Regions from separate parts of the Homo sapiens genome. Here regions 2 and 3 are each linked to region 1. A link is an interaction called in ENCODE POLR2A ChIA-PET data of the cell type or tissue named here. Cell type or tissue: PC-9. All regions are shown on one strand.

The links. Peaks named below come from ENCODE experiments on the same cell type or tissue, not always from the same donor. Only the 100,000 strongest peaks of a DNase experiment are listed, where the experiment ranks them.
Region 2: POLR2A ChIA-PET joins it to region 1 with 5 read pairs; 1 of 35 experiments calls an interaction of 5 or more read pairs at or near these places.
Region 3: POLR2A ChIA-PET joins it to region 1 with 5 read pairs; 2 of 35 experiments call an interaction of 5 or more read pairs at or near these places.

Annotation. Positions count from the first base shown.
Region 1 is chr3:150,447,295-150,451,294 of GRCh38, reverse strand. The region is part of intron 1 of TSC22D2 (TSC22 domain family member 2); the gene reads right to left. Among named protein-coding and RNA genes, the nearest start is that of TSC22D2, 41 kb to the right of the region's middle. In PC-9, no CTCF peak of the experiment used is centred here; DNase peaks (open chromatin) are centred at 1,654, 1,954 and 3,344; H3K27ac peaks cover 1,954 bases.
Region 2 is chr3:149,380,797-149,384,796 of GRCh38, reverse strand. All of the region lies in intron 1 of TM4SF1-AS1 (TM4SF1 antisense RNA 1), which reads right to left. Among named protein-coding and RNA genes, the nearest start is that of TM4SF1-AS1, 5.0 kb to the right of the region's middle. In PC-9, no CTCF peak of the experiment used is centred here; no DNase peak of the experiment used is centred here; H3K27ac peaks cover 656 bases.
Region 3 is chr3:149,989,007-149,993,006 of GRCh38, reverse strand. No RefSeq gene overlaps it. Among named protein-coding and RNA genes, the nearest start is that of PFN2, 20 kb to the right of the region's middle. RefSeq lists an enhancer at 1-423. In PC-9, no CTCF peak of the experiment used is centred here; no DNase peak of the experiment used is centred here.

The DNA of each region.
Region 1 (4,000 bases):
AGCTGAAGATGCCTTAAAAATTTTATGTATCTTTAATTAAAATACTGCAAAAAATAAATAAATAAAATAAATGCCTTGCTTTACTCAAAGACTCCTCTAACTTTGCATTGAGTTACAATCACAACTATAAATGCACTACAGGAACTCTCCAAATTACACAATCAAATCTTTTGTAATACAAACTCCTTTAAGTTGGTAAATTTGGCATACTTCATGCTCACACCCCCTTGCCCAAACCAACTAAAACTGATTCTTCAGAAACTCACAAGTAGAAGGAAGCTATACCTTTCTTTGGGGGCAGTCCTAAGGAATCATACACTGTTTCCAGTAAATCATCTATAACTTTTATTCCACCCACTCCCATCTCCCAAAATAAGCACTGTAATAACATCATTACTACTAAAATGCATTAATTCTAACCTGGGTAACATTTTGCCTATTCTCTAACAAATGCATGTTTTATTTTTTTAGAAAGAAAATTAAGAAAATGCGAGTCACTGATTACAAAGGAATAAATCTAATCAATCTACAGTTCAGTAAACTTGTGAGGTTAAATATAATTTTAAAAATCCACCACTCTTCTGTAAGAGGAGACTAAAAAATATTTACAGCTTAATTTAAGAACAAATAACAATTTTCCTTTCAAAAGGGCCTAAATAAATAAAATTCATATAGACAACCTCTGGCTGAATGCAAACCTCTATGGTTAAGAATAAAACTTGGGTGAAGTTAATAATAAATTAAACTAAGAACTCAAAATGTTATGTTATTCTAATTATTGACCATCAGTTCTACCAATGTAAAACAAATAATGTTTAATTTCATGATTAAAAAAAAACCCAAAATGCCCCATAGAGATTATTATTAGCAGTAACACAAAATAAGTTATTTTAAAGCTATTATTCATCCTGAGCAAGCAGGTAAAATTTCTACTTACAAAACTTAAGTGTTACTTTTTCTCAAGTAGCCAGTCCCGCAATGGTGTGATGAATGCCTTTACCAAGGAACTATTAAAAACTCAGTTAAATATTTATATATTGATATTTATTGTCAGCATCTTCTACAAAAACCTTGTTCACCAATGCCCTCAGCATATTTTATATTTATCTTGTTAATTTCAGTCAAATGGCTAGCCAGTAAAGCGTAGATTAAAGAGCATGCAATCTATATGAAGTCCATCTCCTACCTTAGACCCCCTTTGTCTAGAGTCAGTCTTATCATCTGTACTAAGAACTTTAAATAAACACATTTAATTAGAATTTCTTTAATACTTTGGTGGGAAAGGACTATGTAACTGCATGTCTAATTTTTTTTTAAAGTTAAAAAGTCTCTAATAAATTTTCCTAAAATCTGTTAAGACCAGATGCCCAATAGAAAAATGGGGAGAATTCACACTGAACATTAACAAGAAAGACATGAAAAAATACTCAACATCTGAATCATAAAATAAAAATACAAATTAAAACTATAATGTAATACTATTTTCCAAAACAGATTTCTCTCCTTTTCTCTCCTCTCCCGACCTCCCCTTAATTATTCACTCTCTGAGCCAGCAATCATTCATCTTGGAATTTATCCTCTAGATATTTTATATACATAGCAAATAATGTTAACAAGGCTACTCATTACAACACTGTTTATAACAGCAATGCTTCTGGTTAAATGAATCATGGTGTAGCCATCCATTCAATTAAATAGTATGCATCTATTAAAAAACCACAAAGATACTTTTCTAGTACTGAGATGGGAACAATGTATTCTGGAGATCTTTAAAAGTAAAGGTACAGATGTGTGCACAATACATTATAATTTACATTAAAGAAGATAATATACATTGATTTGCTTATATACACATAAAGAAGGATATACACACATTAAGAAAGTGGCTGTTTGGGAAGGCAGGCAGATGCAGGACAGAGATAGAAGCAAGAGTACTTCTACTACATTTTGAAGAACAATGAAAAACATGTTCCAAAATGAAAATGACTCATGAAGGAGTTATCTTTTACAGTGTAAACTCCAGACATGAACAAATGGCAGACAGGAAAAGCAATGACAGAAAATAGGAAAGGGAGAAAGGAGGGAAGAGGTGCCAACTCTATTTTCTCTAGCAACTATTTCATTCTGCAAGATAAGGTACTATATTCAACAAACAAAACAATGATCAACATAAGTGATATTTGTGATTTGTAAAAATCCTGTTTCTTGGTTTAGAGTGAATTATAACCATCTGAGAATGTGATGTAAATTATGTTTATAGCTCCCAGTACAGCGATTTCTGTTTATTCAAAGTAAATCTGGTAAGCAAATGGTAAAAATTTGTGGTAAAGATCTATAATACAAAAAGTCATGTAAACTTACACAATAAAAATGTTACATTAAAAATTTATCCCCTAATTATATATATATATATATATACAAGATTAAAATTAACATTATCTTCTTTTTCCAGATCTCTTTCACATTTCCAAGTTATGATATTTTGGGGGGATCATTTTAATATTTGGTAGTAAAATTCTGATAAAATTACTTTTTTCTTGTAGAGCCATTTTAAAGAAACTTCGTTTTAAAACTAGCTGAACTAAAAATCTATTAAAACATTCAAAATGGAAGAGATAAGAATTTAGTCTGGAGAAATTGAAGACTGATACAAAAGTAAAATTTGCACAGCAATTTCACTATTACAGTCCAAATATTCCAAACAAAGTTTAATTAATATCCTATTTCAAGTTAATACTTAAATGTTATAATAATATGGAATTACATTTATTTAAGATACTTGACTTTGTGTGCTAGCTAGTTGTTGTTTTTATAGAGATGGGGTCTTGTGATGCCCAGGCTGGAGTGCAGTGGCATGATCATGGTTCACTGCAGCCTCAAACTCCTGGGCTCAAGCAATCCTCCTGCTTCAGTCGCAGTCACCCAAGCAGCTGGAACTACAGGTGTGCACCACCATTCCCAGCTGATTTTTAAAATTTGTTGTTAGCAACAGGGCCTCACCCTGTTGCCCAGGTTGGTCTCTAACTCCTAGGCTAAAGCAATCCTCCCACCTTGGCCTCCTGAGTAGCTAGGATTACAGGAAGCAGTCATCCTACGTAGCATTATTTCTTATTAGATGAAATCATTATTTCTTAATAGACTAACAATAGGCAAAGTTTAACAGGTTGAAAAGATTATTTCCTTCCTCTGAGTAAGACCTAAGAAAGGACAGGAGAAAGGGGTATGAGGAGGGTGGCATTTTCCTTGATATTGAAGTACTTAACATTTAGAGCAGGCTCTCTTGAAAGAGATTTCATTTTACTGTTTACATAGCAGCAACTACCTAATCTGATGACAGCACATTATTGAGGAGTGAATAATACATACCAAGGGATGTAAGCCCAAATTAAAAACTCGACACTATAATACCTGCTACTTTAAATTATTTCTTGGTGACTGGAAAAATAGTGTAAGACTGACAGTTACCTAGACTTAGATGTACACTGGTACCTCAGAGGAAAAACAGGGTGAGAGGGATTAGAACATATTTCAAGTTTCAATTGAAGCATACAGAATCTTGAGAGATCAGTGAGATGATAAGGAAAAGAGACTATCTGTGACAAAGAAAATGCTAAGGATGCCTGGGGCTTTATTCTTGGAGCAACTAGGAGTTGGCTGGTGTATCACAGAAAGGTGGCTAGATTTGGTGGGGGGATGAAGTGGGGTGGGGAGTAGGTGGTGCAAATAAAGCACTGCAAATAAAGACGAGAAAAGAAATTTAAGTTTCACTTGGGACTACTGAATTTGGAGACATGGAAATGTAGAATCCTGTTGGAGAAATATAGAGAGAAGGCTGCTGGATATAGGTATTGAGAACTCCAGAGTAATCTCTGGCCTAGAAGTCTAGATTTGAAAGTTGTAAGAATGCAGTAGGCGACTCAAACCATAGGAGAAAACAAACTTGCATAAACAATGAAAAGACAAGTGGGGCCAAAACACTGGAGAACACTAACATGTAAAG
Region 2 (4,000 bases), 1.1 Mb after region 1:
TTTTAATCAATGGTTTTTCTTCTCAACTGAAATGAACCTTGCTGGACTTGCGTAGCCTCATGTATAAAACTAGAAAGTTGGGCCACCTACATCAGTGGACTTCAACTCTGCTTGGGCACTGGAGTCATTTGGAGGACTTACTTAAAATGCAGATTCCTGGCCTCACCCACAGACATTCTGTTTCCCTTGGGCTGAATCAGGGTGTGTCGTTTTAGAAAACCATAGACCGTTTTCTGTTGAAAATCAAATGGTCTTTGAAGCCCTCCACATCTCACATGCCAGGCTCTAATTATTCAACCCAAGGAAATGATACTCAAATCAGAACATGAGAGTCCTTTCCCCTTCAAGTATTTATGCACTAGTTGCCCTAGGTGCCCTGGATGCCTTCAGCTCACCCATTCAAGAGGAAGTCACACCAGCCCTTCTGGGTAGCTAGCCCTCAGGAAGGGAGACCCAGAGCCACATCTTGAGCTTCAGACCACAGGGCAGGCACCCCAGGAGGTGTCTTGTCTGAAAATGGTAACTGAGACCTGGGAGAGTTCTTGGCTTAATGAGCCATCAGCTGAGCAATGTTGAACTAAAATTACCAGATAAAGATGGGGAATTGGTGATTAATTCTGGTTTAATTGGGCCAACAGAGCTTATTTTTTAGCCCAAGAATAACTTGAGCTACAACCTAAAGTGAAGGGAAAGCCAGGAAGCTGTGTGTAAGGTGGTTTTACACTACTCCCTGCCTCTGCATCTCTTTACTGTGGTTGTCTGCCTTGATTATGGTTCCAAATAAAGGACAGAAACTGGCTTCCCTGCCTGGTCCCACACTCACCTTTTCCTGAGAATGACTTCTCCTGCATGTACCTGGTTGCAGGGATGGCTCCCAGCAGCCATGTTTATGCAGGCCCCACAGGCATGGGCACCTGACCCCACAGGCATGGGCACCTGGCCTGGTCTTGTCCAATGCATGTCCCTTCTCTCACAATCTGGACTTGGGATGAATCTCTTGAACTGAAAAAACTATAAACTTCAGAACTGTCAGTAGCCATATTTTTTGTGTGTGAACTGAGAACCAGAGACAATGAGACTGCACTAAGAAGAATAAAGTATATGGATAGAAAGAGTCAAAAATGCAAAATGTGGAGTATGACATTCCGAATTTCCAGACCTTTGTTCCCCTGTCCGTGAGTTCCATCATCCTATCTGCATCTCCACCTTTGAAGTTTATAATTAATGCCCCTTTGTTTTAGGTAACTCAACTGGCTTCTGTTACTATAATCAGAATGCTCTAATGAGCATTGTTACTATATAGGAATCATTACATTTGTCATGTTCAAATGAGTAAGAAACTACAAGGAAGGAGAAATGCATGTGGAAAAACACAACTGGGGTGCAGGAGATCTGAGTTCAAATCTTCCTTCTAGAATCTCACAACCACATAGAATCATAGACTGTTTATGTTAATTCTTAAAGGTAACCCAGTTCCACTGCCAACTAGCTAGATGACCTTGGGAAGAGTTTTTAACCCCTGTGGGATTAACTATAAAATGGCCATAATGATTCCATTCACTCTATGAGGCTTCTTTCAGCATGAAAATCTATGCTTATATAGCACTTGATATAAGCAAAAGGAGTTTCCCCTGGAATTATTCTTGAAGCCACATTCTGTGCATGAAAAGGTTGAAAGAGCTAACCCTAAGAAGCATATACCAGCTGCTTATGTTAATGATAGGTAAAATTGAACATTTTCTAATTTAAATATAGTAAATGTCAATTTTCCCTAACTTTTCATAAGATGTTTTGACTTTGCTTAAACACTAATCTTAGAACTGAACATATTCAACTTCCCTCTTCATCCAAAAAAAATTTGGCGAATATTGAGAGCCAACTAAATGCCTGACACTATGCTAGCTGCTGTGCCCTCAAAGAAGAAAATAGAAGGTCCCTGCTCTCTGAGACTTCAGTGAAGGTGGGGAAGCTAAGGAGGATACACACTCATGCCTCGTGGTCGGATCGGAGCTGCCATGCAGGTGTGGTGTGTGTAAGAACAAAGCGGGAGTCATGAGCAGGCTGAGGGTGGGGTGGTGGGGGAAGCAGGCAGGGGTGTGACGAAAGGCATCATGGATGAAGTAACAAGTTCAGTCAGGGTAACAAGGCAGGGGTAGGGTAGGCTGGGCAAGAATAGCAGGGCCTTTCTGGCAGTTTTGGCATATCCAAAACATGGGGCTGAGAACCAGCAGCTCATGCTCTGGAACCTGCAGTTCTGTGATGCAGTAAAAACCACCGCTTCCAAGGGTATCATGGATTAAGGGTGATTCCAGAAGGGATGAGGGAGCTAGAAATGAGTTTTACTATAACCGGGGGAAGTCCAGTATTTTAAACTTTATCACGAAAGATAACAAAGGAATCCAACATATATTGGAGTGATAGAATCCCAGAAAAGTAAATATAATGAATCACAGATAGAGACATCTCCTCTGAGAGAGCGGGCTGATAAAAATAGTAAATAATCATAAGTAACTTTTTTTGAGTGACTGCTAAATGCCAGATGCTTCAAGCTTTACGCACATTGACTCATTTCTGCATACCACAACCCTATGAGGCAGATTCTATTATTTGTCTCAGAGAGGTCCTCTCAGTAAGGCCTTCTCCTTCTCCCACCTATTCCCCTTTTCTGCTCTTATCACCATCTAATACCCTCTGTGTTTTACTTACTATTTTTTATTTGCCTCTCTCTTTTTGATAGAGTGGATACTCCTTAAAGGCAGGAATTTTGTTGTTTGCTTTGCTTACTGCTATATCCTCAGCACTTATAACACATAGTAGGAATCAATAGATGTTGGTGAATGAATGAATTATAGAAATAGAGGTACACGGTACACAATGGTTAGTAGCTTGCCCCAAATCGAACAACCAGGCAGTGGTAGGCCCTGGGAGCAATGGTGTGAGTGGCTGGTAGATCTTGGGCTCACAGAGAGGCATAATGAAATTGAGGGTGGGGAGACTGGAGCATCAGCCGGGTTAAAAAGAGGCTTAAAAACTCATAGATTCACTTATTTTAGTCATCCAACTATTCAATACTATTTACTGAGCACCTATTATGCACCAGACATGCTCCAGGTACTGGGGAAACAATGGTGGACAAGGCAGAAGGTGTCTGCGCTCAGTGGGGAGGGGAGGGAAGATGACAACAGAAAAGGAAACAAGCAAATACACAGAATAACTTCAGAGGCTGATAAATTCTGTGATGATAATACAGCAGAGTAATGTGATGGAGCATAACTAGAGATAGGGGGAATATCTTCACTAAATAGGTCTTCAGAAAGGACTTCTTTGACAAAATTATGTATGAGCAGCATCCTGCAGCATGTATGTTTCTTTTTTCTGGGGAGAGGGTTTTTTTTTTTTTTTATTGATCATTCTTGGGTGTTTCTCACAGAGGGGGATTTGGCAGGGTCATAGGACAATAGTGGAGGGAAGGTCAGCAGATAAACAAGTGAACAAAGGTCTCTGGTTTTCCTAGGCAGAGGACCCTGCCCTTCCGTAGTGTTTGTGTCCCTGGGTACTTGAGATTAGGGAGTGGTGACGACTCTTAACCAGCATGCTGCCTTCAAGCATCTGTTTAACAAAGCACATCTTGCACCGCCCTTAATCCATTTAACCCTGAGTGGACACAGCACATGTTTCAGAGAGCACAGGGTTGGGGGTAAGGTCACAGATCAACAGGATCCCAAGGCAGAAGAATTTTTCTTAGTACAGAACAAAATGAAAAGTCTCCCATGTCTACTTCTTTCTACACAGACACGGCAACCATCCGATTTCTCAATCTTTTCCCCACCTTTCCCCCCTTTCTATTCCACAAAGCCGCGATTGTCATCCTGGCCCGTTCTCAATGAGCTGTTGGGCACACCTCCCAGACGGGGTGGTGGCCGGGCAGAGGGGCTCCTCACTTCCCAGTAAGGGCGGCCGGGCAGAGACGCCCCTCACCTCCCGGACGGGGCGGCTGGCC
Region 3 (4,000 bases), 460 kb after region 1:
GGATAGCCTGTCCTCAGGGTGCTTTCAAAGCAGCCATGCTACTGGGAGTGGCAGGGTTGCTCCCAATAGTTTGCACTTCAGCCCTGGTGGCAGCAACTAGCAGCAGCACCTGGCTGCATGCAAGGTATGTCAGTGGGGCTCTATGGATATGGAGATGAAAGGGCTACTGAGCCCCAGGGCAGGATGCAGGCTGGTGGGAGCTGGACTCTCAAAGTGGCACTTTGCTGTAGCTGCTTAGGACTCCAGGCATCTGTGGGACCCCTCTCTGAAGCAATCCTGTTATGCAGTCTCCAGGCAGATCCCTATGTTAGTCTCAGGGCCCTCATGAGTTGAGGGGCTCTCCCATGGCTAGGATTGGGAGAGTCTGCAGTGAGAATGTAGATCACTGGGAGTCACTTACTCTTTCCCCACATTGAGGAGCCTCTGCAGACTCCCAACTGATCCTGTCATCCCTGAGCTGACTACCTCACTCCCCTCTCCTTTGTCTTAGGTGTCTACTGTCATTTCTTTGTTGAATTCCAGTGTTCTTAGGTGATCTGTTAGAAATGTGATTATTGGCCGGGCGCGGTGGCTCACGCCTGTAATCCCAGCACTTTGGGAGGCCGAGGCGGGCGGATCACGAGGTCAGGAGATTGAGACCATCCTGGCTAACATGGTGAAACCCCGTCTCTACTAAAAATACAAAAAATTAGCCAAGTGTGGTGGCGGGTGCCTGTAGTCCCAGCTACTCGGGAGGCTGAGGCAGGAGAATGACGTGAACCCGGGAGGCGGAGCTTGCAGTGAGCCGAGATAGTGCCACTGCACTCCAGCCTCAGCGACAGAGCGACCCACTCCTTCCTCTGTTTAGGAAGATGATTAAGTGCCAAACTATGTAGGTTCAATCAAACCATCTCCTAACTAAATAACTTTAGGCAAGTACTCACCTTCTCCATGCCTTAACTTTCTTATCTGTAAGATGAGTAACACCAACCTTATATGATTTATGTGGATTAATTGAGTGAATATTTGTAAAGCACTCAAAATAATGCCTGTATGTAGAAAGCATTATATAAGTGTTTGCTAAATAAAATAAATACTTCATTGATTTATTTTAACATTTAATTAAGATGACTTAAATAAATCACCATTATGTCTGACAAATAGTAAGTAGTCAGCAGGAGTTGCCATTACCATTACAGGAGGTGATGTGGTGATCATTGCTAAACATTTCCTTACTAGTAGACTTTCAATCCTACACTGGGGAGAAGTCTGTTTGCTCATTAATAATGAGAGTTCATAAACCTTATGCAGTTTTTGTCCTTATAGGCCATATTATCAAGTAAAACAGTGATGGTAAGGGAAAATTTGTTCAAGAAGAGATCCCGCAGGAGTTTAAAAAAAAAAAAAAGAGGGGTGGTAATATAAAGTTGTAACTGTCAGGACTGTTCAAAGCTGATGAAAATGTTAGCGAAGAACCAAGGCTTTACCTTTAGAGTGGGCATAATTAATACGGAAGAAATCAAGCTTTCAGAGCCTTTGCCAGAGACTGGCAGCAACAGCATTCCCTGGGAGCTTGTTAGAAATGCAGAATATTGGGCCCTCCCAGAGTCAGAATTAGCAAGATCCCCCAGGTGGTTCTTATGCAAATTAAAATTTGAGAGGCATTGTTGTATAATATTTTTACTTTCCATGTTTTTTTCCTGTAGTTTATTTTGAATATGCCATATCAATAATACTAACATTTTGGCCATATTAGGTCTTTTTTAAAGTGATACATGTTTCTTTGAAGGTGTGACTAAAATTTGGCTACATGCAATGGTTTTAGTATATCCCAGGGACAATTTTTTCTAATCAAAAGTCACCTCTGGTTTTATAATGCAAATAAGCATGAAAGGAGGCACCATGCATGTTTTATAGCAAATGTCACTGGCATTTCTCAGGTTTATTACATGAGGGATGCATGTTTTTAAAAAAAATCATCTCCGAATCACAAGAGTTCAGAATTTTATCACTTTTCACTGTTCACTCTTGCTTATCCTGAAGGTGACAAATGAAAACAGGTCTCTGATTCATGCTTCTTCTGCTATAATGAAGCCACAACTCACTGACTTTTAAAATAGAATGTTTCAAGACCAAATATTTTATTTGGATGTATCTGAGGGGCTAAAATATTTCTATTGAAACTCTCTGTGAGAAAACATTCTAGATATGAAACATCTGTTTTTGGTCATTCCAGTTAAAGACTAATATTTGCGCAGGGCAGAGAGGCCCATGGTAATATTGTGTTGTTCTAAGTACAGTATTCCCATGATTCAATATTCCTGAAGGATTGGGTCAAAGTATTCACCCAATTAACATGGCTCAAACATTCCCAACATATTTGTGAATATGTACATCTGCAAATATATTAAACACACTTTCCCACTTCCTCTTTTTCTTTCTTTTTGGGGATAGAGGGTGGGGAGAGTGTGGGTGGGGGTTGGACACAGCTATGGAAAAACCCTGAAGCTCAAGATCAGGGGTAAAGTGCCTAGAAAGAGTCAAGGGAGACAGGAATGTCAGATTTAGTATTCCTTAGTAGGAGTCATTACAACCAGAGGCTCTTTCAGACGACCCTCTGGGTCAGAGTGAAGATGATCAAGACACCTGCCATTTACTATGGTGTGGCTGTGGGGGCCATTCGTCCCCACCTTTTGCAGAGCAAGAGGTCAGAAAGTTCCATCCTCTAGTCTAACTTTCTTTGTGTAGGGTACTGGAGCTGAAGGCCTTGTGATCAAACCTTTAGGTTTTCAACCTTGGCTGCACAGTTGGAATCACTTGGGGAGCTTTAAAAGTTACTGATGCCCAGGTTTCACCCCCAGACATTCTGATTGAATTGTTCTTGAGTACAACCTGGGCATTGAGATTATGATGACCAATGTGCAGACAGGGGCCTCTGTACCACAACCCTTGGGGCTCCTCTCTCGCTTCCTCAGAATACACCCTCCTCTCTGATTTCTGCTCCTCATATCATTCAATTCCTTTTCTATACCCCCAGAGTTTCCATCGCAGATCCTTTCCAAGGCTGGGTTCTTCTGCCCACCGTGTTTGAGCCCTCAGTCTCTTGGTTCTTGGAAATCATTATGAGCTGAATTGTGCTCCCCAAAATTCACACGTATGTTGAAATCCTAACACCCATCCAGTACCTTAAAGATGTGACTATAGAGCCAGGGCCTGTAAAGAGGTAATTAAGGTAAAATGAGCTCATATGGGTGGGCCCTAATCCAATATAACAGGTGTCCTTACAAGAGGAGGACATTAGGAGACAGATAGGCACAGAGGAAAAACCATGTATTACTACAGAGAGAAGATGGCCATCTACAAGCCAAGGAGAAAAACCTCAGAAGAAAGTAATCTTGTCGACACCTTGATGTCAGACTTCTAGCTGCTATAATTGTGAGCAAGTAAATTTCTGTTGTTTAAATCCCCCAGTCTGTGGTACTTGATATAGCAGTCCAAGCACACTAAGACAGAAATCTTCCCAGCACACAGGGTGCATTTTGAGTCACGGTCCTTCTCTCTGCAGAGACTGAGTTTGCTGGCATGTAGATTAGCCTTTAATATCTGAGAGAGTTTTTGCATAGAGAGGAACACTCACAATTATATGAACCTTAATGTCAGTGGAGTGAGCATTTAGGTATTGATACAAAATTTGATTAAATTCCTTTAAACAGCAATTGCAAATTTAGTATGTCTGATTCTTTTGAACATTTCAACACCCTAAAATACAAAATACACAAAATGCATTTTGTAGATAAAACAACAAAACTTATTACAACATTTAACCTTAAGCTATTCCAAACATCAAGTACCATGTGGTGAATTTATTTCTTCCTTAAAGTTGTTTTATACCTTTCTAGGATTAGAGATAAACTTATTTTGATTTCTTCCTAATGTTTCAGTACTATTAGTTGGATACCTTCTGGGTAGTAATTTTTACTCAACCCCAAATTCCCTGGGGTCCTGGATTTTTTTTCTTTTT